Linked DNA regions of Homo sapiens: region 1 is linked to region 2. Evidence: read pairs that join two places in POLR2A ChIA-PET (ENCODE). Cell type or tissue: B cell. All regions are shown on one strand. Each heading gives the region's core, and the rest is flanking DNA. Links, peaks and the distances in the headings are about the cores only. Region 1 overlaps PLCG2 (phospholipase C gamma 2). Region 2 has its middle 49 kb from the start of PLCG2.

Region 1 (2,903 bases), core at 129-2,628, 66 kb after region 2:
GCATAAAGGCAAGATGGCATTGTAGAAAGGATGGGATAAATACTACATTTTCCATTTATATGAGGATTTTCCTTCCTGCACCCGATGGATTGTCCTGCTCCCCCTGGAGTATGTGTCCTCCACTTTGGAGCATGCCAGTGTGAAAAGTAGAGTTGACATTTTTATTCTTGATGGTGCTATAGCCCTTCTCTTATGCTGAATAGCTGAGGAATTGCTTGTCTTGTTTTCAAGAGTTGTCTTCTATCCTGGATGACAACCTTAGAATGTTCTTAGAATTTGTTCCTTTGTTGATTTAGCAAATACTCAAAGAGGACCTGATGTGTGTTGGGCAATGTGCTTGTCACTGGGGATAAAGTAGTGAACAGGACCCTGAAGATCTCTAGAGGATCTTACAATCTTGTAGGAAAAGCAGAAAAAGTCAGACTAACACATTCAATCATGTTGGATCGTGATAGACGCTAGGAAGGAAAGGAACAGGGTACTGTAATAAGGAGTCATTAGTCAGGAGCACTAGCCTAGCTGGGGAAGGCCTCAGGGTGGCCTCTCTGTAGAGGTGATGTTTGAGCTGAGACTTGAAGGGTGAGAAGGAGGGAGCCATGGGAAGCTCTGTGGGGAGAGCATTCTGGCATAGGGCATAGCAACAAAGCTTTCCTATTAGTGAAGGTAGCCTAATTGCAGTAACAAGTTATTTCTTCCTGTAAGTTTATCTCTCACTCACTCAAATCATGATCCAGTGGGATTGGGGGTGGGACTCTGCTGTCTGATCACAATGGGACTCTGTGCTATCATCTCCAAAGGTGTTGGAGGCTACCGCAGGATCCTTTGTGTGACCACTGCATGGAGGAAGAGGAAGAGCAGAGGATGGCTCAGGAGGTTGGAGGTTTCTATGGGCCATACCTGAAGTGGATGTACCTGTTTCCTCCCACCTGCTTTTTTTTTTTCTCCCCAAGAGATGGGGTCTTGCTTATTGCCCAGGCTGGAGTACAGTGGTGTGATCACAGCTCACTGCAGCCTTGAACTCCTCGGATCAAGTGATCCTCCTGCTTTGGCCTCCCAAAGAGCTGGGATCACAGGCATGGGCCACTGTGCCCGGCCCCCTCCCACCTTCTATTGAACAGAATTTGGCATGTGACCAAGTGCAAGGGATGCTGGGAAACATGCCCTAGCCGCATGCTAGAAGAACAGGGCCTAAGTTGGGGGGCATCCTTCCAGGCTTTTCTGTAACCCCTAATTTTGGAGGGTACAGAGGCAGCTCTAGGTGCCCCAGTGAAGGCTGATAAGCAGGTTGATGGTAAGGGTTTGGGAGTCTTGTAGGAATCCAGGAGAATGAACAGTCTCATCGCTGGGCTGCATGGAAAGGGAAGTGGTGAGCCACTGGCACTGAGGACTTTCCTGTCTGTAACTAGAGCTGCTGATGGTGATGTCTCTTAGACAGCCTCATCTGCCCTCTTGGGTTTCTCTCACAGATGTGGCCCTCCCCTCCCCAGCACAGACTGTCTCCAAACCTTGGCTTTTTCTGTTGCTGCCACATCAGTGACAGCTTTGGTTTTGCAACCTCCCAAGGATGGACCCCTGAGAGAGAGGCCTCCTATGGGCCATGCCTTTTAAAGCCAGCACACATGAGCAGGCTGCTTTGGAGATCAGTATCCTTTGGCACGGCCAGCCTTTCCTGGGCATAGGGGTGGATTGGAGGTGGTCTCCTGTAAGAGGACATCGTCTGGCTCCCGGGCTGTGGGCAGTGGTGGGTGCCTGTTACGGATTGAATTGTCCTTACCAATTTCATATGTCAAGGTCCTAATCCCCATACTCAGAATGTGATCTTATTTGGAAAGAGGGTCTTTGCAGATGTAATTAGTTGAGATGAAATCATAATGGAATAGAGTGGGCCCTAATCCAATATGACTGGTTTCCTTATGAGAAGAGGAGAGAGAGACACAGGGAGAGAAGGCCATGTGAAGACAGATACAGAAATCTGAGTCATGCATCTGCAAGCTAAGGAACACCAGGGGTGCTCCCTCAGGAGGAACCAGCCTCGCCAACACTTTGATTTTGGACTTCTGGTCTCCAGAACTGTGAGACAAACTTCTGTTGTTTCGGCCATCCAATTTTTGGTATTTCATGAGTGGCAGGCCTAACACACAAATACACTCTCATGTAACAGGGGCCTGAGGGCAACGGGGTGAGTACAGGGATTGACCTACCCATTCAGCCACTGATACTATGGATGGGTTGTGGTTTGTCATAACGGAATTTAAGAGGCGTTGCTTTCTTCCACGTGTCATGTTATTTTCTAGCTGCGTTGGTTCTGGCCTGGGCCCTGAGGGTGTAAGAGGGAATACAGTGTAGTGGGTAAACGAGGGAGGCAGCATTTGTCCCTCAAAATAGCACCAAGTTCTGGGAATGCAGGTATATTTGGAGTTCCTGACAAGTCAGTGCAGGTCCAACGTCTTAGGGATTGTGCTGAGTTGGGGGAGGGATCTAGTTAAAGATGTCCCTTGGTGAATCATTTTTGAAAAAAAAAAAATTATCTCCACTACCTGTCCCCTAGTCTGTCTTAGATATAAATGCGGGTTTTTGTATATCAGGCTCGCAAAATTATGTGTCTTGATTTGTCTTGGGAGAGATTTAGGTGCTGTGCAGTTTGGGGTTGAAATCAGAAATCCTGGGGTTGACTTTTCCTGCTTTCATGCAAGGCCCGATCTTGGGGCCAGGCCTTCGGTAGTCCTGACCCACAGACTAAGAGTGCTGGGAGGCCAGGGACCCTGTCTGTTCTGTTCATAAGGGGGACTTCCCAGCACCTGGCCCATATCTGGCCTGTGGCTGGTGCTCCTCAGATACCTGGTTAACAGATGAATCAGGAAAAGGCCCTGGCTGCCCCTTTCAGCCTCGGACTTCCGGTTTCT
Region 2 (2,903 bases), core at 96-2,595:
ACACATATTGACGTATTACGCCTCCCTAAAATGTATAAAAACAAGCTGTACCTTGACCTCCTTCGACACATTCAGGATCTCCTGAGGCTGTGTCACCGGCACGTCCTTAAACTTGGCAAAATAAACTCTCTAAATTGATTGAGCCCTGTCTCAGATACTTTGGGGTTCACAATACTTGGCAATGGTACATATTTATGGTTTCCATACATGTATACATTGTGTAATGATCAAATCAGGGTAACCAGCAAATCCATCACCCCAAACCTTGATCATTTCTTTGTGGTGAGAACATTCAGACGTCTCTTGTCGCTGTTTGGAAACACACACCACGTTATTGTTAACTGTCCTCACCCTGGGGACAGCAAGGAGGGCCGAAAGGAAGTGCAGGCTGCTGTGAGCGCCTTCAAGAGGGGGCAGCACTGAGCTCACCTGCGAGCCTAGGCCTGGAGAGCAGCTGGAGTCTCCAGCCCGAGGGGAGGCGGAGGAGGAAACTGCCTTGCAGGCAGAGGGAAGAGCATGTGCGGAGGCCCCGAGGCAGAGCCTGGCAATTCGTCGGCGGAACAGATGCTGGAAGTGGGGAGGAGGAGGAGGAGGAACAGGAGGAGGTACGGGGGTCTGGGCCGCTGTAGAGAGCCGAGGCCTCTGAAGTCTCAGCACTAGGGCAGTGGGAAGCTGTTACAGGGTAGACGCCCGGGATGTGGGAGGGGCTATATGATAATCTGGGAGGTTTTTTGTTTTTTTTTTTTTTTTTTTTTGAGATGGAGTTTTGCTCTTGTTGCCCAAGCTGGAGTGCAATGGCGTGATCTCGGCTCACCGCAACCTCCGCCTCCCGGGTTCTAGTGATTCTTCTGCCTCAGCCTCCCGTGTAGCTGGGATTACAGGCATGCGCCACCATGCCCAGCTAATTTTTGTACTTTTAGTAGAGACGGGGGTTTCACCTTGTTGGTCAGGCTGGTCTCGAACTCCCGACCATAGATGATGCGCCCGCCTTGGCCTCCCAAAGTGCTGGGATTGCAGGCGTGAGCCACTGCGCCCGGCCTGGGAGTTGTTCTGTATTGTGGAGTAAAGGGAGGCAGAGGTGAAGCCATCGAGAGAGCAGCGAGCTCATCGCTCCCCACATTCTATTAAAATGCACATTCTCCCGGGAGGGGGTTTCCAGTTAATGAAACAGGAAGCGAGGTCTGTTGAGCTTGCAACCAGCTGAGAGCAATTTGAGGACAAAAGGGAAGGGCGGGAAGAAGCGGGATCTCGGGAAGGTGGCAGGCAGGTGAGAGCCTGGCTGGCCCGTTCACGCCTGTCTGCCCCTGGTGGCCAGGACGGGAAGGTCAGAGGACAGGGTCGGAGGCGCCAACGCTCCTGGGGTCCCAGCTGCTGCAGATCCGGGCTGGGGCTGGGCCTGGCCGCTGCTGGGGGCGGGAGGCAATTCCCAGCCCCGGGCCGGTGACGTCAACGTTGTCATGGAGACCCGGCTTCCCTGCCCAGCGTTGCAGCTGCGGGAGCCCGGGCTGGGAGGCTCTGTGAGGCTGAGGGAAGCAGAGGGCACAGACCTGGGTCCTGCAGGCGGTGGCTCCACCTAAGAGCACAACCCTGCCAGAGGCAGGATGCCCAGAATGGGCGGGGCTCCCTGCTGCACCCAGCCCGCCCCGACCCTTGCCGCCCAGACGTGGCTTCGGCCTTGCGCTGGCTCCTGGGGTAGCGGATGGGGAACCCCCTGAGATGGGGGCCCAGGCTTCCCCACCTTGGGGTCCAGGGACTGCCCTCTCAGGGGCGGACTCAGTCCCCAATCTGGAAGTTGTCTTGGCATAAGAGTGTTCTGGCATGCTCCTGTCGTCGTCCCCTTAACAGGAGTGTTTCCGGACCAAACTGAGGGTGGGGCTGCTTATTCTCGCGGCCCAATAACGAGATGCAGATGAACGGGGAAAGGAAGGAGTTGATTTCTGTAACCGGGTGCAGGGAGAAGGCCTGGAAATTATCCCCAGACCAACTCAAAATTACAAAGTTTTCCAGAGATTATGTACCTTCTAAGCTATATGTCTACGTCTGAGTGTGTATTCATCTAAAGACATAAGTGATTAACTTCTTTCTTTCTTTCTTTTTTTTTTTTGGAGACGGAGTTTCACTCTGTCACCCAGGCTGGAGTGCAGTGCACTGCAGTTCACTGCAACCTGTGCCTCCTGTGTTCAAGCAATTCTCCTGCCTCAGCCTCCTGAGTAGCTGGGATTACAGGCATGCACCACCCCGCCCAGGCTAATTTTTCTATTTTTAGTAGAGACAGGGTTTCACCATGTTGGTCAGGCTGGTCTCGACCTTCTGATCTTGTGATCCAACCACCTGGGCCTCCCAAAGTGCTGGGATTACAGGCTTGAGCCACCATGCCTAGCCGTGATTAACTTCTATAACTAAGGTCTGAGTCCTGAAGCTCTTCCTCTGGAGCCTCAGTAAATTTATTTAATCTAAATGGGTCCAGGTGCTGCGGTGATTACCCTTATCTTGTCTCCTGCTAAATCATGGGGGTTTGGGGAGTTCCTTCAGACCCCCAATAAACTTGCCTGTGGAGGCCTGGGGAGTTATTTCAGACCCCCAGTAAAACTTGTTTAATCCTAAACAGGTCCTGTTAAGAATTCCTTCGTTATCCTGTCATGCTTCAAGGCCCAGGAAAGGCCCAGGCAAAACTCTTGGTGGGCTTTTGTGACATTCCAGCCTTTGTAGAAGGGCACTGGCTCTCTCAGCTATTAATGTTTCACTGAACTACTCGGTCAGTGCCGAAGCCGTTGTGATGAAGCCTGCGTTAGTGAGACCCGGCCTGCACAGGAGCACATGAAGAGGGAACCAGAAGCCTCTTACTGACCTCCTTCCACTCCCCCCGTTCTGTTTCCAATGCCTATTCACTAAGGAACATTGAC

Evidence for each region. ChIA-PET counts read pairs that join two places held together with the same protein. Peaks named below come from ENCODE experiments on the same cell type or tissue, not always from the same donor. Only the 100,000 strongest peaks of a DNase experiment are listed, where the experiment ranks them.
Region 1: POLR2A ChIA-PET joins it to region 2 with 5 read pairs; 5 of 35 experiments call an interaction of 5 or more read pairs at or near these places.

What each region holds. Positions count from the first base shown.
Region 1 is chr16:81,794,770-81,797,672 of GRCh38, forward strand. The region is part of intron 2 of PLCG2 (phospholipase C gamma 2); the gene reads left to right. Among named protein-coding and RNA genes, the nearest start is that of PLCG2, 17 kb to the left of the region's middle. RefSeq lists an enhancer at 2,876-2,903. In B cell, for the core only: no CTCF peak of the experiment used is centred there; a DNase peak (open chromatin) is centred at 1,511; H3K27ac peaks cover 2,500 bases.
Region 2 is chr16:81,729,123-81,732,025 of GRCh38, forward strand. No RefSeq gene overlaps it. Among named protein-coding and RNA genes, the nearest start is that of PLCG2, 49 kb to the right of the region's middle. In B cell, for the core only: a CTCF peak has its summit at 1,301 (motif pointing left); DNase peaks (open chromatin) are centred at 485 and 1,379; H3K4me3 peaks cover 1,037 bases; H3K27ac peaks cover 890 bases.